Linked DNA regions of Homo sapiens: region 1 is linked to region 2. A link is a loop called in an ENCODE intact Hi-C map of the cell type or tissue named here. Cell type or tissue: GM12878. All regions are shown on one strand.

What was found. Hi-C counts contacts between places; a loop is a spot of excess contacts. Peaks named below come from ENCODE experiments on the same cell type or tissue, not always from the same donor. Only the 100,000 strongest peaks of a DNase experiment are listed, where the experiment ranks them.
Region 1: it touches region 2 in a loop (3-fold over the local background); 23 of 110 quality-filtered maps call a loop at or near these places.

Annotation. Positions count from the first base shown.
Region 1 is chr2:216,004,237-216,009,236 of GRCh38, reverse strand. The region is part of intron 1 of MREG (melanoregulin); the gene reads left to right. Among named protein-coding and RNA genes, the nearest start is that of MREG, 6.8 kb to the left of the region's middle. RefSeq lists enhancers at 2,436-2,485, 3,076-3,125, 4,042-4,191, 4,202-4,321. In GM12878, a CTCF peak has its summit at 660 (motif pointing right); DNase peaks (open chromatin) are centred at 2,816 and 4,096; H3K4me3 peaks cover 3,184 bases; H3K27ac peaks cover 4,740 bases.
Region 2 is chr2:215,947,691-215,952,690 of GRCh38, reverse strand. The region is part of intron 2 of MREG (melanoregulin); the gene reads left to right. Among named protein-coding and RNA genes, the nearest start is that of MREG, 63 kb to the left of the region's middle. In GM12878, a CTCF peak has its summit at 2,548; a DNase peak (open chromatin) is centred at 2,589.

The sequences.
Region 1 (5,000 bases), 57 kb before region 2:
TAGGGTGTTGGCCATGAGTTCAATGTTGATAGAGCAACAATATATATTAAATAAGGTGTCTTTAGGCAGAAACACATAAAACAAAGTTATGTATTGATTGGTTGACAGGGATCTAATCCTGCCATCGGCTCACAGGAACCTAACTCTGTATTTCCCCTAGGAACAATGGTTCAGTATTCACTAATTCAGTGTTCAAGCGACTTTACAGAACCTAACTACCACAGACAACAAGAATCAGCTGTGCTTCATAGGGCTATGGTGGGGATTTCATTAACAGATATAGCAGAAATGGTTTAGTTTGAGTCACGCCGCTTGGGGCAGAGACTGAGTTGAAGAGGAAAGTGTCTCTGACAAGGAAGTTCATCTTCCCTGCCCTCATGCTCCTGATCCTGTACAGATTGGGCTTAGTGCTTGTGACAGACTAGGCACTGTTGTAAATGCTTTGTATCTGTGGGCCATTCAGGAAAATTCAATTTGTTTTGAATTTGGCCCACACCCGAAGGTCCTGATCAATTCCTTTTTAGAATGGTCCTTTGTGTGGGCACAAAACAGTCATCTAGAGCAAACTGAGATTTTATTTTACTTTCCCTCCCAGGAATTCAGGCACTGTAGAAAAATAAAACAGTGACGTCTGTCCATTCATTGCCTGCAGAGGGCATCAAGTTTGTTATCATGAATGGAAGCTGCAGGTGGGCATCCAGATGAACAAGGAGCAAAACAGATTTGGAAGCTCATTATATGGTCCACTTGGGTGGCTTAAGAGAGAGCCACACATAAAATCATAGCTATTGTTGTTCATTCTTTCCATTTCTTCTTTTGCTGTTGAAAAATCAGACAGATGTAACGATGTTTGATTATCAGTTATTAACAGCTAATAGAAATTAGAGAGTAACAATTGTTACAAATTGAATTTTCCTGAATGGCCCACAGATACAAAGCATTTACAACAGTGCCTAGTCTGTCACAAGCACTAAGCCCAATCTGTACAGGATCAGGAGCATGAGGGCAGGGAAGATGAACTTCCTTGTCAGAGACACTTTCCTCTTCAACTCAGTCTCTGCCCCAAGCGGCGTGACTCAAACTAAACCATTTCTTCTATATCTGTTAATGAAATCCCCACCATAGCCCTATGAAGCACAGCTGATTCTTGTTGTCTGTGGTAGTTAGGTTCTGTAAAGTCGCTTGAACACTGAATTAGTGAATACTGAACCATTGTTCCTAGGGGAAATACAGAGTTAGGTTCCTGTGAGCCGATGGCAGGATTAGATCCCTGTCAACCAATCAATGCATAACTTTTTTTATGTGTTTCTGCCTAAAGACACCTTATTTAATATATATTGTTGCTCTATCAACATTGAACTCATGGCCAACACCCTATATCTCAGGTTGGAGTGAAGCTTATCCAACATGTATGTTAGCACTTCAGCACTACACTTTGGGAGATATTCTAAACAGTGAAATTGCCAGCTAAAAGTACAAAAATGCAAAAAAAAAGCCGCTAAGTGGGGGTTGGGTGCAGTGGCTCACACCTGTAATCCCAGCACTTCGGAAGACCAAGACAGGTGGATCACTTGAGGTCAGCAGTATGAGACCAGCCTGGCCAACGTGGTGAAACCCCATCTCTACTAAAAATACAAAAATTAGCTGGGCGTGGTGGCACATGCCTGTAATCCCAGCTACTCTGGAGGCTGAGACAGGAGAATCACTCGAATCTGGGAGGCGGAGGTTGCAGTGAGCCAAGATTGAGATACTGCACTCCAGCCTGGGTGACAGAGCGAGACTCCATCTCAAAATAAATAAATAAATAAATAAATAAATAAATAAATAAATAAAATGTTGCTAAGTGATCACAAAAAGGACGCTTGTTTCCAATCTGAGAGCTGAACCAAGAAGCCTGAGTGTTGCCTTTTGACCTCGGCTGGGGCTGTGCGTCTCAGGCAACTCTAAATTTTTTGTCACTCTAGGCATGTTCATGAATGTCCTTGGAAACATCACTAGTATTGATTTTGGGGTTACAGGTAAATTTTGACGAGTGGGCGAATTTGCAAATGCAGAATCTCCAAATAATGAAGATTGGCTGTAATTATGTCCACCATCCCCAGTTGGCCATTGAGGAGACTGAGACACAGAGAACTTCAGTAACTTGCTTAGAGGCACACGTGGTCGAACTGGGATTCATATGCTAGTAGATTTCAATGCCATAGAAAGAGCAGAGCCCTTCTGGTGTGCAGAGAGGTATGGAACTAGCTGCTTACGTGGTGTGTGTTAGAAGTTGTGTTTGGAGTTTGAATCTTTCCCTGAATTGTTATAGCCCAGGGTCCAGAAACACTGGGTCTTTTCCTGCATTGAAGCTAGGGAAACCAGGTGCCAGTGGGAAAGAAGGGTGGGGGTAAGGGAGGGCTCACAACATGTAAAAGGGAATCACCACCAACTCTAGAAGTATAATAATCTTTTACATTTGTAGGGTTTTTCATTTTACGGTGTGGACTCACATGACCTTGGAGCTGACCAAATCATCTTCTCCCCATTGGAAGGGCTTTTAGAAAGTTGACGAGTACGTTTATGTCAGTGAGATTTCTCAGACCGGGGCCCAGATGGCCTGACTTTTTTCCCAGCACATACTATTGGGTTTTCCGGAGCCAGGTCTCTGAGCAGATTGGGCAGATTGGCACACCTCATCTGTGGCTTCCTGCAGAAACCTGCAGTTTGCAAAGCCGGTAGCTCCGGGGCCGGACAATGATTCACAGGAAGTGCCTGCAGGGGCACAAAGGGTTTTTACTGAAGGAAAGTGCCCTGGCTGGAAGATTCCCATTGCAAGGCTGGTGCTTTTGCCTTCTTGAAAGACAGGGGAGTGATAGGGGAGGGCCAGAGGTGCATGAGTGCTGTCCCAGGGACTGGGCTTTAGGCCCAACGCGTAGGAGGGAAGCTCTTTATAAGAAGTCAGCTGTCCAAAATTCACAAGGATGACTTTTAAAGGTTTTCTTCCCCGGCAAGCCACAGCGTCCCTCTTCTCTTTTTGTGACTTGCATTAGTCATAGTGCCATTGGAAGTTCCCGAGAAGATGAAATTTCTTTCTCCTACACATCATGTGAGAGTTTCTTGCAACTTTTTATTCTCTAGACTCTTGAAGTGATTTTATCACTACACCACCTATGTTTAAAAAGTATAAACTCTGCTTAAATGCTGGGTAAAATAGTTTATTCTGTTAGCACCTGAAGTCATTTTAGTCTGGTTAATAAATCTTTGTTTTGTGACAGTTATATACCATGCACTCTATTCTTTTGTGCCCTTTTAGGAAATAATTTTGGTGACATAGTGTGCAACAAAAGAACCCCTGAACTGTTTGACACTGTCCTGAATTGGCTCTTACTTAGCTTTTTTTTTTTTTTTTTTTACAAAAATCTTTTAAAAACTTGTGTTCCAATGTGTGATATTACAGACAAAAAACATACACAAATATGTTCAGTATAAAGAATAACTATAGGCTGGGCATGGTTGGCTCACACCTGTAATCCCAACACTTTGGGAGGCCGAGGCAGGTGCATCACTTGAGGTCAGGGGTTTGAGACCAGCCTGGCCAACATGGTGAAACCCTGTGTCTACTCAAACTACAAAAAAATTAGCTTGGTGTGGTGGCGGCACTTATAATCCCAGCTACTCTGGAGGCTGAGGAAGAAGAATCACTTGAAGCTGGGAAGCAGAGGCTGCAGTGAGCCAAGACTGTGCCACTGCACTCCAGCCTGGGTGACAGAGCTAGAACCTGTCTCAAAAAAAAAAAAAAAAAAAAAAAAAGAATAACTAGAAAGTGAATACTCGTGTAACCACCTCCATGGCAAGAGATAGCTATTGCCAGCCCCTTATCTCCTCCTTGATCATGTCTAGACTTCTAGCTTTCCCACCTATGTGTGCACCTTAAAGATGTACTTTTGTTTTGCCTGCCTTTAAACTTTGCATAAATGGGATCAAACTGTGTGTTCTCATAGAACTCACTTTGTTGGTGGAGCTTTGTGAGATTCCTCCGTGTTGTTGTATGTAGCCTTGTTCATGGTCCTTATTGCTTTAGACTGTATTCCATTTTGTTCCCCTATTCTACTCTTGGTGGACTTTTGGGTGGTTTCCAGTTTTGGGCTATTAAGTATGGTTTAAAGTCAGCATATAAGGTGAAATTAATTATTCATCTCTCAGTCATACTGGCTTCCCCTGGTTCCTCAAATATACCACCCACACCCCTGCCTCAGCGCCTCTGCACTTTCTGCCTGCCCTGCCTTGAAGACTCTTTCTCTAGTTTTCTGTGTGGATAACTCCTTCACTTTATTTAGATCTCTTCTCAAAGTCATTTTATCAGAACATTCTACCCTGACCACTCTCTTAAAACAGTGCCCCACCCTTCACTGTGTCCCTTACTCACTATGTATTTCTTTACAGTTCTGAATGTCACATGGCGTAAACATATGTGCTTATCATCTGCTTCCTCCCACAAGACTGTAAGGCCAATTTTCATAAATTTAAACAGCTAAAAAAAATGTTAGGAGCTTGTCTGTGAGCTTGAAGACACAGAGTCATACTCATCTCTACAGTTTAGAGCCCTGTGAACTTGGGAAACAAGAGTGCATTGGTTCAGCAAATATTTATTGAGCATTTACTATGTGCCAGGCACAGGTTTTTTTTTTTTGTTTGTTTTTTTGTTTTTTTTGAGGCAGAGTCTAACTCTGTCGTTTAGGCTGGAGTGCATTGGCATTATCTCTGCTCACTGCAACCTCCGCCTCCCGGGTTCAAGTGATTCTCCTGTTAGGCACTGTTTTAAGTACTTGAGATACATCACTGAGCAAAGTAGATACAGATCCCTGTCCTCGTGGCTTTTGTTCTAGTGGTGGTGGCGGTAGTGTTGGGGAGCCCAATAAACAGGAAACATAATAAGTAAACTAGGAGATAAATAAGTGTGTAGGAAACAAAAGTAGAGCAAGGGAGGGAGCATGTTTGCAATTTTAAATAGGTTGGTC
Region 2 (5,000 bases):
ATTTTTATAATTAAAAATAAATTGATCTCTTTTGAAGTTGTTGCTAAGAGTTTAAGATGGTTTAAAATATATGTAAATTATTGTTAGAACATATTTCTTTAAGTGTATAAGTCCCCTTTTTTATAAGAAATAAAAAGTACTTTTAAACAATCCCATTTATCTACAAACTCAGTAATACAGATGAGAATCAGATGTTGTGTTTTAATTTTAAAATATTTAATTGACAAGTGAAAATTATATATATTCAAGATATACAACATGAAGCTTTGATATACATATACATTGTGTGGTGATTGCCGCAGTCAAATTAATTAACACATCCATTACCGTCTGTGTGTGTGTGTGCGCGTTCACGTGTGCAGTAACGACACTTAAAATCATATTGAATTCCAAGTAAGCAATACAGTATTATTAACTATAGTCACCATATATACACTATGGGGATGTATATCTGTACCCCCATGTTCATTGCAGCATGATTCACAATAGCCAAGATATGGAAACAACTTAAGTGTTTATGGATGAATGAATGGATAAAGATAATTTGGTAAATATATTGCAATGGAATGCTATTCAGTCTTAACAAAGAAGGAAATCCTGCCACTTGTGACGACATGGATGAACCTAGAGGTCATTGTGTTGAGTGCAATAAGCCAAGCGCAGAGAGACAATTACTGCATGATCTCACTTATATGTGGAATCTAAAAAAGTCAAACCCGTAGAAGCAGAGTAGAACAGTCGTTGCCAGGGGATAGAGGGTGGGGGAAATGGGGAAATGCTGGTTAAAGAATCAAATGTTGTTTTAGTTTTATGCATGAGAAAGTGATCTGAGGAGCTTAAATCAGGACTCAAGGTCAAGGTCAGCTCCCGGGGATTGAAAGCTGGAGGAGAATTAGCCATTGATGGTGGCAGGACATTGAGTTCTTTCTGCCTTTCATCTTGTTGCCTCAACCTTCTTATCTAGCAGCCCTAATCTGATTTGGCCAACAACTGACGAGGAAAAAAACCCCAAGAATTCAGCTATAAACATCTTCAGTTATTGATTTCAGTTTTGACTTGTTCTCAGGTATCTTATGAAATTAGCTCAGTATGTTTTCTTTTGCTACACCTTTGCTAATTGACCCATTGTTAAAGTTCAGGGCCACGGCATCACATTGACCACAATATATTATTTCAGAAATTAAGGAAAAACAAATAAAATATTACTTTAGAAAATAAGACTTTAACTTTTGATGTCTGGTAGAATTGCATTGAAGTCACTTGGGAAGAATATGTAATTGACTTTTAACTGTTGTTTTCAAATTATTTGTTTCAAGCTTAAAAGATAAATCATTACAATTTAAAAATTGGAGAGGGACATCGGAAGACTTGCTCTAACGCCAGGGAGTAGCGGAGTTAGTTTCTTTAGTTATGGAGAGATGTAATTGGATAACATTTTTTACATCACTATTTTTCATTTGCTGCATTTCGATCTGTATTAGCTTGTTCTCACACTGCTATAAAGAACCACCTGAGGCTGGGTAATTTATGAAGAAAAGAGGTTTAATTGACTCACAGTTCCACAGGCTGTACAGGAAGCATGGCTGGGAGGCCTCAGGAAACTTACACTCATGGCAAAAGGGCGAAGGGGAAGAAAGCACCTTCTTCACACGGTGGCAGGAGAGAGAGAGAGAGAAAGAGACAGAGAGAGAGAGAGAGAAGGGGGAAGCGCTACATGCTTTCAAACAACCAGATCTTGTGAAAACTCTATCACGAGACAGCACCAGGTGGATGGTGCTAAACCATTAGAAACCACCTCTATGATCCAGTCACCTCCCACCAGGCCCCTCCTTCAACACATGGGGATTACAATTCGACATGAGATTTGGGTGGGGACACAGAGCCAAACCATATCAAGATCCAATTCTTTGGAGTCACATGTTTAAGAGGAATCCAGATTCTCCTCTTACCAATTATGTAATCAAGTGTCTATTCTTAGTTAAAACCCTGTCAATGCTTCTACTGGTTTTAGAGCTTTAAATTTTGCATAAAATTTCCAGATACTTTCATGTATAATTATTCATGACTATTCTGTCAAAAGAAGACAGTAATAATATGGAAGTATGACATCCATAGTTTCATTGAACTAATTTTAACAACCACCTGTCATGTGCAAGCTGTCCCCAAACCATGGTAGGGGAAGGTGGGATCCAAAGATGCATCAACTATGGATCCATCCTTAGCAGATCTTTAATCTCATATTGATTATTAGTTATGTGTTGCTTCCCCATTAAATGTTTTATCAGAGTAACAGACACTGAAACTGAATGAATTCGTATAACATTCATTGTAGATATTTAGGAATAGCAAAATGACTAATCGATGGACAGCAGGAAGGGAAGGATGTTTTAAAAGTCCAAAGCCTGGATGATCCAATGATGAATGAGTCTCTGAAAAACAGAGATTTGGCTGCATTTAGAACAAGGCCTAAGACATCAGCCTAAGGAGCTAAAAAAAATTGTCAGAGACCTTTAATTGCAAGTTGGAGAAGCCACCTAGTGGTTTGTTTCATAAGTTAAAGTTGTGTGAACATACGAGGCAACTCATCCTTGGATTGATTGAGTGGGTCTCTAATCAAGTGTGACTAACAATCTGGTCACTTTTCATGAAGTCCAGAAAGCAGGGTCATTTTCACTGAGAATAAGCACAGTGTAGCTCTGCCTAATATTTTGTTTATTTTATTGTCATCTTTTTATCTAAAAGGAGTTAAGGCAACTTACATAAAAGTATAGTGAGATAAGATAAACTAGAATAAGACAGGAAAGAAAGAGGAAAATATGAATAAAGTCATAACAAGTAGCCAGAAATTGAAGTAATTCAAAAATGCTTGTGAAATCCTGTATGTATATATTTTTTCATGAAAGGACTTGAAATTTTCAGGCACAAGTGGAAATGGATCAGTTATAAAATTTACAACATCCAGAAAGATGAAATAATTTTTAGGAAAGATAAAACCATCTAGTACTTAGAGCAGAGCAATTTTTCTTCTGGAGGTCCTCACAAATTGCATACTGCATAATGTAATGTATCATGGCCTCCATGCTCATAGTAGAAATAATTCTGAGTCCTGGAGGATTTTTTTTTTTTTTTTGAGACAGAGTCTTGCTCTGTTGCCCAGGCTGGAGTGCACAGGCGTGATCTCGGCTCACTGCAACCTCTGCCTCCCGGGTTCAAGCAATTCTCCTGCCTCAGCCTCCTGAGTAGCTGGGACCACAGGCACACACCACCACACCCGGCAAATTTTTTGTATTTTTAGTAGAGACGGGGTTTCACCGTAGTGACTAGGCTGGTCTCAAACTCCTGACCTCAAGTGATCCACCCGCCTCAGCCTCCCAAAGTGCTGGGATTATAGGCATGAGCCAGCATGCCTGGCCCTCTTTTTTTTTTTTTTAAGACAAAGTCTCACTCTCACCCAGGCCGAAGTGCAGTGGTGCGATCTCTGCGCACTGCAACCTCTGCCTCCTGAGTTGAAGTGATTCTCCTGCCTCAGCCTCCTGAGTAGCTGGGATTACAGGTGTGTGCCACCACCTCCAGCTAATTTTTGTATTATTATTATTATTATTAGTAGTAGTAGTAGTAGTAGTAGTAGTAGTAGTAGTAGTAGTAGTAGTAGTAGAGACAGGGTTTTGCCATGCTGGCCAGGCTGGTATCGAACTCCTGACCTCAAGTGATCTGCTCACCTCTGTGTTCCAAAATGCTGGGATTAGAGGTGTGAGCCAGCGTCCTTGACCTAGGATTGTTTCTTAATTGTGCTACACTGATTTGGAGGAGCATGTGGACCAACCTCCATTTTAAGGACTTGTATTAACTCATTTGATCCTCACAATAAGCCAATGAGGTAGGTAGGTAGTTTTATTATCCCCATATTGCAGATGAGGCAATTGAGGAACAGTGAGGTTAAGAACTTCCCTGAAGTCAGGCTGTTAGTAAATAACAGAGCTGGGATTCAAACCCAGACACTCAGGCTCAGCACCCACAGTATTTTCCAATATGCTATACTGAGTGGCCAAGTAAGTATAATAAGGCCCTTCCAATGAAGACAGCAGTACTTGAGTTTTTTCCCTTACAACTTATATAGTCTGTGAGGGATTAGATAGGTATGCCTTAACATGATGCTAAAGATGTGGCTAGGGTTGCATATTTCTTATATGACTTAGTTAACTTTGCCCTCTTCCAAGGTCACAGATTTTGTCCCTGACCCCAATCACCATGCACATGTGCACATGCACGTTCAACATGCCTTTGGTAAAATAAAAGAGGACCAGGAGAAATTGTTCAAACTTGCCACTTCCTGACTTCTAGAAAATAGCTGAAAGCCCATGCCCTGCTGATGGCATATCCTCAGATTCAAGATCTAAAATGCCGTCGTAACAAAACACAGTTTGTTTTGCTAGCTTTTCTTTTTCCAAGTGGTATCTATAAACATTTGCGAATGGCAGCTAAATTGGTTTTTCTTAAACAGTCATGAGTTGATTGCCAATCAACAAGGCAAGCCTTGTACAGAACTTAGTAGAGAAATAATGGCATCATTGAAACATTTTCAGTTAGAGGAGTCAAAATATCATATAACTTGAGTCCTAAATTGAGCATTTAGAATGATGTTCTTTTGGGCTGTGCATTAGGATAGCTGTGTGGTTAATGTCTTTGCTAAGAAACAGTAAAAGGTATACTCTATAAAATGACTGCTCTATAGTGACAAGCCTCCTTAAAGACAAATTTCTATGACATTTTAAAGGCACACTTATCTCAATAAAGACCCCAATGCTCCTAAAAGATTCAAGTTCTGTATTGGAACAACATGATGGCCTCCTTTACATAGGACTGATAAAGAACTTTAATCAGTTGATAAAGTTGAATTTGTGACAGATTCATCCTATCAAAGGAAAATGAATAAAAAAGAATGTTGCTGAGATATGGTGGTGAAGGAGACATTGCCCAGGAATCAAGAAACTTGGGATTTT